Linked DNA regions of Homo sapiens: region 2 is linked to region 1. A link is an interaction called in ENCODE POLR2A ChIA-PET data of the cell type or tissue named here. Cell type or tissue: HepG2. All regions are shown on one strand.

Region 1 (4,000 bases):
TGAAGGAAGGAAGGAGGGAGGTGGGGAGGGGAGAGGAGGGGAGGGGAGGGGAAAGGAGGGGAGGGGAGGGGAGAGGAGGCGAGGGGAGGGGAGGGGAGGGGAGGAGTCCATGGCTCCATCTTACTCAGGATAAAGCCAAAGTCCACAACACCTGCCTGTGTAGAAAAACGAAGGAAGGAAGGAAGGAGAGGGGAGGGGAGGGAAGGGGAGGGGAAGGGAGGGGAGGGGAGCAGGGGGTCTATGGGTCCATCTTACTCAGGATAAAGCCAAAGTCCACAACACCTGCCTTCCCTCCTGCTTCTTTCCCATCCCCATTCCTCACTGTTCTCCTCCCCATCTGTCTGCCTCATGTCCTCTCACCCCCCAACCTCCTCCTCACTCAGCTCCAGCTGCTTTGGACTCCTGGCCCGCTCTGGCCTCAGAGCCTTTGCCCTTGCTGCCACCTCCACCTGGAAGGCTCTTCCTCCAGTTACACACCTGCCTCGCTCCCAGTGCCTCTAGGTCTTTGCTTTCCCTGGCAGTGAGGTCTTCCCTCGCCCTCCTCGGCTCCTGACCTCCCCTCCTGTTCACTGTCTTCCTCCTCTGAGCACCACTTCCCTGGGTCAAGGGCTTTTATGTTTCGCTCAGCACAGAGCCCCAGTGCCCAGCGTAGGGCTCAGCATGTAGCTCCTGCTCATAAGCATTTGTTCATCAAATGAGTGGCTGCTTCTGGGAATCTGAAAAACCCTCTGCTGTCGAGGAAACACAGTGCTGTCTCTGTGTCATTGGGGCCGTGAATTGGAATCCCTGCTCTCCTGGTCACCTGGGAGAGGCTGTTAGCCTCTTTGAGCCTCAGTTTCCTCATCTGGTAAATGGGTTGAAAAGCACTAGCTGTGAAGGGCTTCTGGCAAGATTGAGGAAGCTCATTTTCTTTCCTTTTTTTTGAGATGGAGTCTCGCTTTGTCATCCAGGCTGGAATGCAGTGGTGTGATCTTGGCTCACTGCAACCTCTGCCTCCCGGGTTCTAGTGATTCTTCCGCCCCAGCCTCCTGAGTAGCGGGGATTACAGGTGCCTGCCACCATGCGTGGCTAATTTTTTTTTTTTTTTTTTTTTTAGAGATGGGATTTCGCCATGTTGGCCAGTCTGGTCTTGGACTCCCGACCTCAAATGATCTGTCCGCCTCAGCCTCCCCACGTGCTGGGATTACAGGCATGAGCCACTGCGCCTGGCCACGAAGCTCATTTTCTAAACTGCTTACCCTAGTGTCAGGTGCATGAGAGACACTTGGGAAGTATGGGTTATTCTTGTGGGCAGAGATTAAGAGCACAGCCTCAAGAGCCGATCTGCTCAGGTTGAAACTGGCTCTGCCATTGTCTCAATGTGTGACCCTGGATAAGTGACTTCACTTCTCTGAGCCTCAGTTTCAATCTTCATCAAACAGGGTCATGATGATGACAGTATCTCTTGGTGGACTATGAGGAATAAATGAACTAATCCAGTAAACCATTTAGAACAGCTCGTGGCTTGTAGTAAACCATTATTAAATGGTAGCTGTGCTATTATTGGCAGAGTTCATGAGCATGGACTCTGGAAAGCAGCTAGCAGGGGTTCAAATTCTAGCCCTGCACTGGGTGCAGGTAGAGGGGCTCAAGCCTGTAATCCCAGCACTTTGGGAGGCTGAGGCAGGAGAATCATTTGAGCCAGGAGTTTGAGACCAGCCTGGGCAACATAGTGAGACCCCCATCTTTACCAAAAAAAAAAAAAAGAAAAAATCCCAGCTCTGCTACTCAAGCCTGGGTTATTGGGCTGTGGGAAGACTGAATGAGATGATGCCTGGGATCCCTGAGTGTGACACCATGGGGAACTCACACTAGTGGCTGGGGCTGCACCTGCTACTATGACTCAGTGATGCTGAACTCCGTTTTCAGTGTCCCCATCCCCCAACCCCTGGAGTCTCACCGTGAGGACCATGGACCGGCGGCGGCAGAGTGCGGCACCCACACCAAAACTGGCTACCATGAAGAAGGAGAAGCCGCAGAAGATGGCAATCCAGGCACCAGCGAAGACGTCATCCTTGCCTGAGACTCCCATCAGTGGGTATACACGGTACTGGTCGGCTGTCACCCATATGGTCTCAGCAAACAGGGACAGGCCTGACAGCTGGACAGAGCGGTGGGTTAGGAAGGTCTGCTCGGGGCCAGCAGCCCTGGCACCAGGCATCTCCACGAGCAAGTTCCCTCCCCATTTGGAGCCTCCACTGCCCTCTCAGTAAAGTGGGCAAAGACCTCGCCTTCCATGAGCAGCGATGAGGGTGAGCAGAGGCCAGGAGAGAAGAGACAGCCCAGCCAGACAACCGACCCCCACGCCCCAGCTGCCAGTTTCTTCGGGGATAAAAGGGGATGCCACGTGGAAAGGCTGGAGCAGTGGACTGGCACAGAGGAGATGCTTGGTCCATCTGCCCTCCCTTGACAGTGCTGTTATTCCCCGAGGAGGGGAACATGGCCATGGCCATAAACATTACAAATGGGCCAGGCAAGGTGGCTCACACCTGCAGTCCCAGCATTGTGGGAGGCCGAGGCGGGAGGATTGCTTGAGCCCAGGAGTTTGAGACTAGCCTGGGCAATAGTGAGACCCCGTCTCTACAAAAAATAAAAAAATTAGCTAGATGTGGTGATGTGCACCTGTAGTCCCAGCTACTTGGGAGGCTGAGGCAGGAGGATCAGTTGAGCCCAGGAGTTGGAGGCTGCAGTGAGCAAGCATCACACCACTGCACTGCAGCCTGGTCAACAGAGTGAGACCCTGTCTCTAAAACAAACACACGGCCAGTCGCGGTGGCTTACACCTGTAATCCCAACACTTTGGGAGGCTGAGGTGGGCAGATCACCTCAGGTCAGGAGTTCAAGACCAGCCTGGCCAACATGGTGAAACCCCATCTCTTCTAAAAATACAAAAAGTAGCCGGGTGTGGTAGCATGTGCCTGTAATCCCAGCTGCTCGGGAAGCTGAGGCAGGAGAATTGCTGGAGCCCAGGAGGTGGAGGATGCAGTGAGCCGAGATCTCGCCACTGCACTTCAGCCTGGGTGACAAAGGGAGAATCTGTCTGAAAAAAAAAAAATTAGCCGGGCGTGGTGGTGTGCGCCTGTAATCCCAGCTATTCTGGAGGCTGAGGCAGGAGAATCACTTGAGCCCGGGAGTTAGAGGTTGCAGTTAGCTGAGATCAGCCACTGCACTCCAGCCTGGGCAACAGAGTGAGACTCCGTCTCAAAAACAAAACAAAACAAAACAAAACAAAACAAAACAAAACAAAAAACACAAAACCAAAACCCAATGTTAATTGAAAGACACTGTTGTTTTTCCTTCTTGTGGCCTCCTGTGCACCAGGCTGTCACTTTATATCCATAGTGATGCTGATGGTGATAGCCAGCATTGGTCGGGCACTTTCTCTGAGCTGAGGGCCACACATGGATTAATCCACATGACAACAGCCCACACAATGAGGACACAGTCTATAGATGAGGAAAGAAGGCACAGAGAGGGACAGTCGCTTGCTAAGGTCACAGAGCTGGGGAGAGGCAGAGCTGGGATTTCAACCCAGGCTGTGCTGACCACTGAGTCTGCCCGAGAGACAGTTCTGGACCCTCATCCCCCACCCCGAGCTCAGGACTGTCCCCTCCCCACCACACAACCACTCGGCTCCCAGCACTGGGGCGAGTCTCACCAGAATAATGATATTGCCCACAACTAGCAGGCCCACCACAACTGGAGATCCCTTCTCGGCCTCCGCTGCTGCCGCAGACGCCATCATCCTGGGACACATGAGCAGGGATGAGGCCAGGAGCGTAAAGGGCCAGCCGGACCCCCCATCTCTGAGCCACACCCTGGCTTCGAGGGGTTGCTCCAGCTCTCTGCGGGGCCCAGGCTGGTACTGATGTACCCACAGCCCTGGTGGGGAGGCATTTTGCACAAGAGGACACCCGGGCTCCGGTGGGGCAGTCACTGGCCTGAACTTGGCACTGCCCCT
Region 2 (4,000 bases), 180 kb before region 1:
TAGGGAAAGACTTGAATCCCAGAAAAAAAAAAAAAACAATGCTGTAAAATTTGGCTGGGCACAGTGGCTCACGCCTGTAATCCAAGCACTTTAGGAGGCCGAGGTAGACGGATCACCTGAAGTCGGGAGTTAGAGACCAGCCTGACCAACATGGAGAAACCCTGTCTCTACTAAAAATACAAAAAATTAGCTGGGCATGGTGGCGGGGGCCTGTAATCCCAGCTACTGGAGAGGCTGAGGCTGGAGAATTGCTTGAATCCGGGAGGCCCAGGTTGTGGTGAGCCGAGGTTGTGCCACTGCACTCCAGTCTGGGCAACGAGACCGAAACTCCGTCTCAAAAAAAAAAAAAAAAAAAAAAAAAAAGGCTGGGCACAGTGGCTCACGCCTGTAATCCCAGCACTTTGGGAGGCTGAGGCGGGCGGATCACGAGGTGAGGAGATCGAGACCATCCTGGCTAACACGGTGAAACTCCGTCTCTACTAAAAATACAAAAAATTAGCCAGGCGTGGTGGCAGGTGCCTGTAGTCCCAGCTACTCGGGAGGCTGAGGCAGGAGAATGGCGTGAACCCGGGAGGCGGAGCTTGCAGTGAGCCGAGATCGTGCCACTGCACTCCAGCCTGGGTGACAGAGGGAGACTCCGTCTCAAAAAAAAAGAAAAGAAAAGAAAAGAAAATTTGGAGAAAAGCTAGTAATTCCACAGACTATCGGAAATTCATTAGTATTAAACTGAACTCTTGGGATTTGGAGGCAAGAAAATGAAATTTCATTAAAATGAAAGAGAAGCCTAATAGAATTCTAGGAGAATCCTGGGAATTAGGGAGCTAGTTGAAAACTTTGGGGGGAAGACTAGAAATTATAGAAATGACAATGGAATTTTATTTTAATTGGATGGAATTCTGGGGAAGTGCTGAGAATCTGGGCAATACAAAGGAATCTGTTAAAAGACTGGGATCATAAGATATTATAATATCGGGAAAGATTCAGAAATCTATGGAAAGTTTAATTTGTGCAGCAGCAATAATAAAAAAAGGAAGTAATCTATGGAAAGACACTGGAATTAAGGAAAATTTCAAAGGAAATCTTTGGGGACAGCAGGAATTTTAAGAAAAGGAACTGAGGAACTCTGGGAAAGGCCTGGGAATTTCAAGGGAGTTTCCTGCAGGTGGTGTTGGGTAAACACAGCAGAAATAGATTTTGAGGAGTGCGCTGAGAGCCTGCAGGTGGCTGCAGAGGCAGAGCAGGAGTTGGGTGTGGGACAGAAGGCGGATTCAGATCCCCAAAACTGCCATGCACAGGGACTCGGGGAGGCGGGAGAGACTCCAGGGAGGGGGTCACTCAGTTCCACTCCCCACTGCTTTGCCCTAGGGGGGTGGTGCTGATGAGAGTGCTTCTCCTTATCAGAAAAAGGCTTTGTTTGGGCTGGCGGCACCAACCCAGTGGGCAGGGTAGGGGGGTTGGGGGTTGGTGGAAGCGGCAGGGCTGCCTGCGAACCCCAGTCACTCCCGGCCCGTAGGACTCGCGCACCGTGACCGAGTCGCGGCTGCCGCAGGAGTCGCGGCGCGTGCATCTCGGCAGCGTGGAGAAATCTGGGAGCACCTTCTCCCGAGAGCTGGTGCTGGTCACAGGGCCGTCGGACAACCAGGCCAAGTTCACGTGCAAGGCTGGACAGCTCAGCGCGTCCACGCAGCTGGCGGTGCAGTGTGAGGGCTCGCACTGCTGAGGCCCGGGGGCGGGGCGGGAGGGACAGAGCCAGGTGGGGCAGGGACCCAGCGAACCCTGGACCCGGGGAAAGCGGGCGGAGGCGGGGTGGGGGACCCGAGACTGGGCGGAGCCTGGGGTGCAGGCGGGGTGGACGCAGACCAGGCCGCCCCTAACCTCTGAGTCTCGCTCCTCCAACCCCGTCTCCCAGTTCCCCCAACTAACGTGACGATCCTGGCCAACGCATCCGCACTGCGCCCGGGAGACGCCTTAAACTTGACATGCGTCAGCGTCAGCAGCAATCCGCCGGTCAACTTGTCCTGGGACAAGGAAGGGGAGAGGTGGGAGTGCGAGGGATCCCTCCCCTCTCTGGTCTGGCCTCGCCCCCTCCACGCATGTCCCGCCCCCGCCTAGTGCCTCTCCAGCCTCTGGCTCCGCTCGCAGCCCTGGCTTGACCCCGGTTCCACAGGCTGGAGGGCGTGGCCGCCCCACCCCGGAGAGCCCCATTCAAAGGCTCCGCCGCCGCCAGGAGCGTCCTTCTGCAAGTGTCATCCCGCGATCATGGCCAGCGCGTGACCTGCCGCGCCCACAGCGCCGAGCTCCGCGAAACCGTGAGCTCCTTCTATCGCCTCAACGTACTGTGTATGTGCCCCGGCCTGAAAGCCCCTCTCGATGCCTTCTTGACCCTAAACTACTCCTTGGGTCTTACCTTTTTTTCCTTCTTTTTCTCTTCTCTCTCTCTCTCTCTTTCATTTTTTGTCGCTCAGGCTGCAATGCAGTGACGCAATCATAGGTCACTGCAGTCTCCAACTCCTGAGCTCAAGTGATACTCCCACCTCAGCCTCCCGAGTAGCTGAGACTACAGGTGTGCGCTACCACGCTTCGCTAGTTTATTTTTACTTTTTGTAGCAACGGGGTCTCACTATGTTGCCCAGGCTGGTCTTGAACCCCTGGGCTCAAGCAGTTCTCCTGCGTTGGCCTCTCAAAGTGCTGGGATTACAGGCGCGTGCCACTATGCTAGGCTGATTTTTTGTACTTTTAATTTTAAATAGAGATGGCATTACTCTATGTTGCCCGGGCCGATCTTGAACACCTTGACTCAAGTGATCCTCCTGCCTTGGCCTCCCAAAGTGCTGGGATTATAGGCGTGAGCCACTGCACCTGGCCTGGGTCTTTGCTTTGACACTATCACTCTATCATTAACCCCATCCTGAAACTTGAAACTCCCGACCTTCATCCTGACCCGTGGTCCTGGGCCAACTCCTATCCTGCCTCCTCCCATCTTGCATTTGTCCTCTCTCCTAACCCCCCTCATGACTCCTGTTTCCATCCTTCAAACTGACCCTGGCTTCTGCTCTTTTCCTAAACTGTATTCTAACTTCTATCCCGAACCTTACCCCTGAGCTTAGCTCTGAACTTGTTACCTTGTCCACAACCTTAAACCCCGTCGTGACCCCAACTTTAACCCTTGAACCTGTGCCTGATCTCCAATCTGTCCTTGACCCTAACCTTAACAACAATCTTGACTCCCTGCGGCGCCCCCTCTGAAGACCGTCCAGAGTTCCTGGGGGAGCAGGTGCTGGTGGTGACCGCGGTGGAGCAGGGCGAGGCGTTGCTGCCCGTGTCCGTGTCCGCTAACCCCGCCCCCGAGGCCTTCAACTGGACCTTCCGCGGCTATCGCCTCAGTCCAGGTGAGGGAAGTGGTCATGGGGAGGGGTCCCGGGGATGGGAGGTCCTGCCAGGTCCCTTATTCTGGCCTTCCCCAGCGGGCGGCCCCCGGCATCGCATCCTGTCCAGCGGGGCTCTGCATCTGTGGAATGTGACCCGCGCGGACGACGGCCTCTATCAGCTGCACTGCCAGAACTCTGAGGGCACCGCGGAAGCGCGGCTGCGGCTGGACGTGCACTGTGAGCCCCGCCCACCATGGAAACCACACCCACCCAAGGAACCTTGCCCATTGTGGAGTCTCCTCATTGTGGGAGCTCCGCCCACCCAGGGATAGCCACCCATCCTGGAACCCTCCCGTTCTGGAAGTCCCAGCCGCGGTGTAACCACGCCCACTGCGGAACCCCTCCCACTAGAGAGACCCAGTGTGGAATCTCTGCCCAGAGAGGGTGCCCGCCTAGACACGGAAGCTGCTCCCGTCAGGAATGAGAGCCCACTGTATAAGCCCTGCTACACACACAATTCTGGAAGCCCACTCAACTCACTCTAATTATCACAGAGGCATAGTGGAGGGTGGAGACAACCTCACCAACCTTGAGAACTCTCCTCCAACCCTTTGGTATTAAGGGCAGATTGT

The links. Peaks named below come from ENCODE experiments on the same cell type or tissue, not always from the same donor. Only the 100,000 strongest peaks of a DNase experiment are listed, where the experiment ranks them.
Region 2: POLR2A ChIA-PET joins it to region 1 with 6 read pairs; 3 of 35 experiments call an interaction of 5 or more read pairs at or near these places.

Annotation. Positions count from the first base shown.
Region 1 is chr19:35,666,594-35,670,593 of GRCh38, reverse strand. UPK1A (uroplakin 1A) reads right to left here. Exons shown (of 8, transcript NM_007000.4): 2 at 3,698-3,785; 3 at 1,940-2,140. The coding sequence starts at 3,781. It overlaps UPK1A-AS1 (UPK1A antisense RNA 1), which reads left to right. Exons shown (of 2, transcript NR_046420.1): 2 at 1,909-2,646. Among named protein-coding and RNA genes, the nearest start is that of UPK1A, 2.1 kb to the right of the region's middle. In HepG2, no CTCF peak of the experiment used is centred here; no DNase peak of the experiment used is centred here; H3K27me3 peaks cover 377 bases.
Region 2 is chr19:35,843,708-35,847,707 of GRCh38, reverse strand. It overlaps NPHS1 (NPHS1 adhesion molecule, nephrin), which reads left to right. Exons shown (of 29, transcript NM_004646.4): 12 at 1,514-1,700; 13 at 1,910-2,039; 14 at 2,168-2,340; 15 at 3,249-3,389; 16 at 3,465-3,605. Among named protein-coding and RNA genes, the nearest start is that of NPHS1, 6.8 kb to the left of the region's middle. RefSeq lists a silencer at 2,122-2,374. In HepG2, a CTCF peak has its summit at 1,199 (motif pointing right); a DNase peak (open chromatin) is centred at 1,987; H3K4me3 peaks cover 992 bases; H3K27me3 peaks cover 1,907 bases.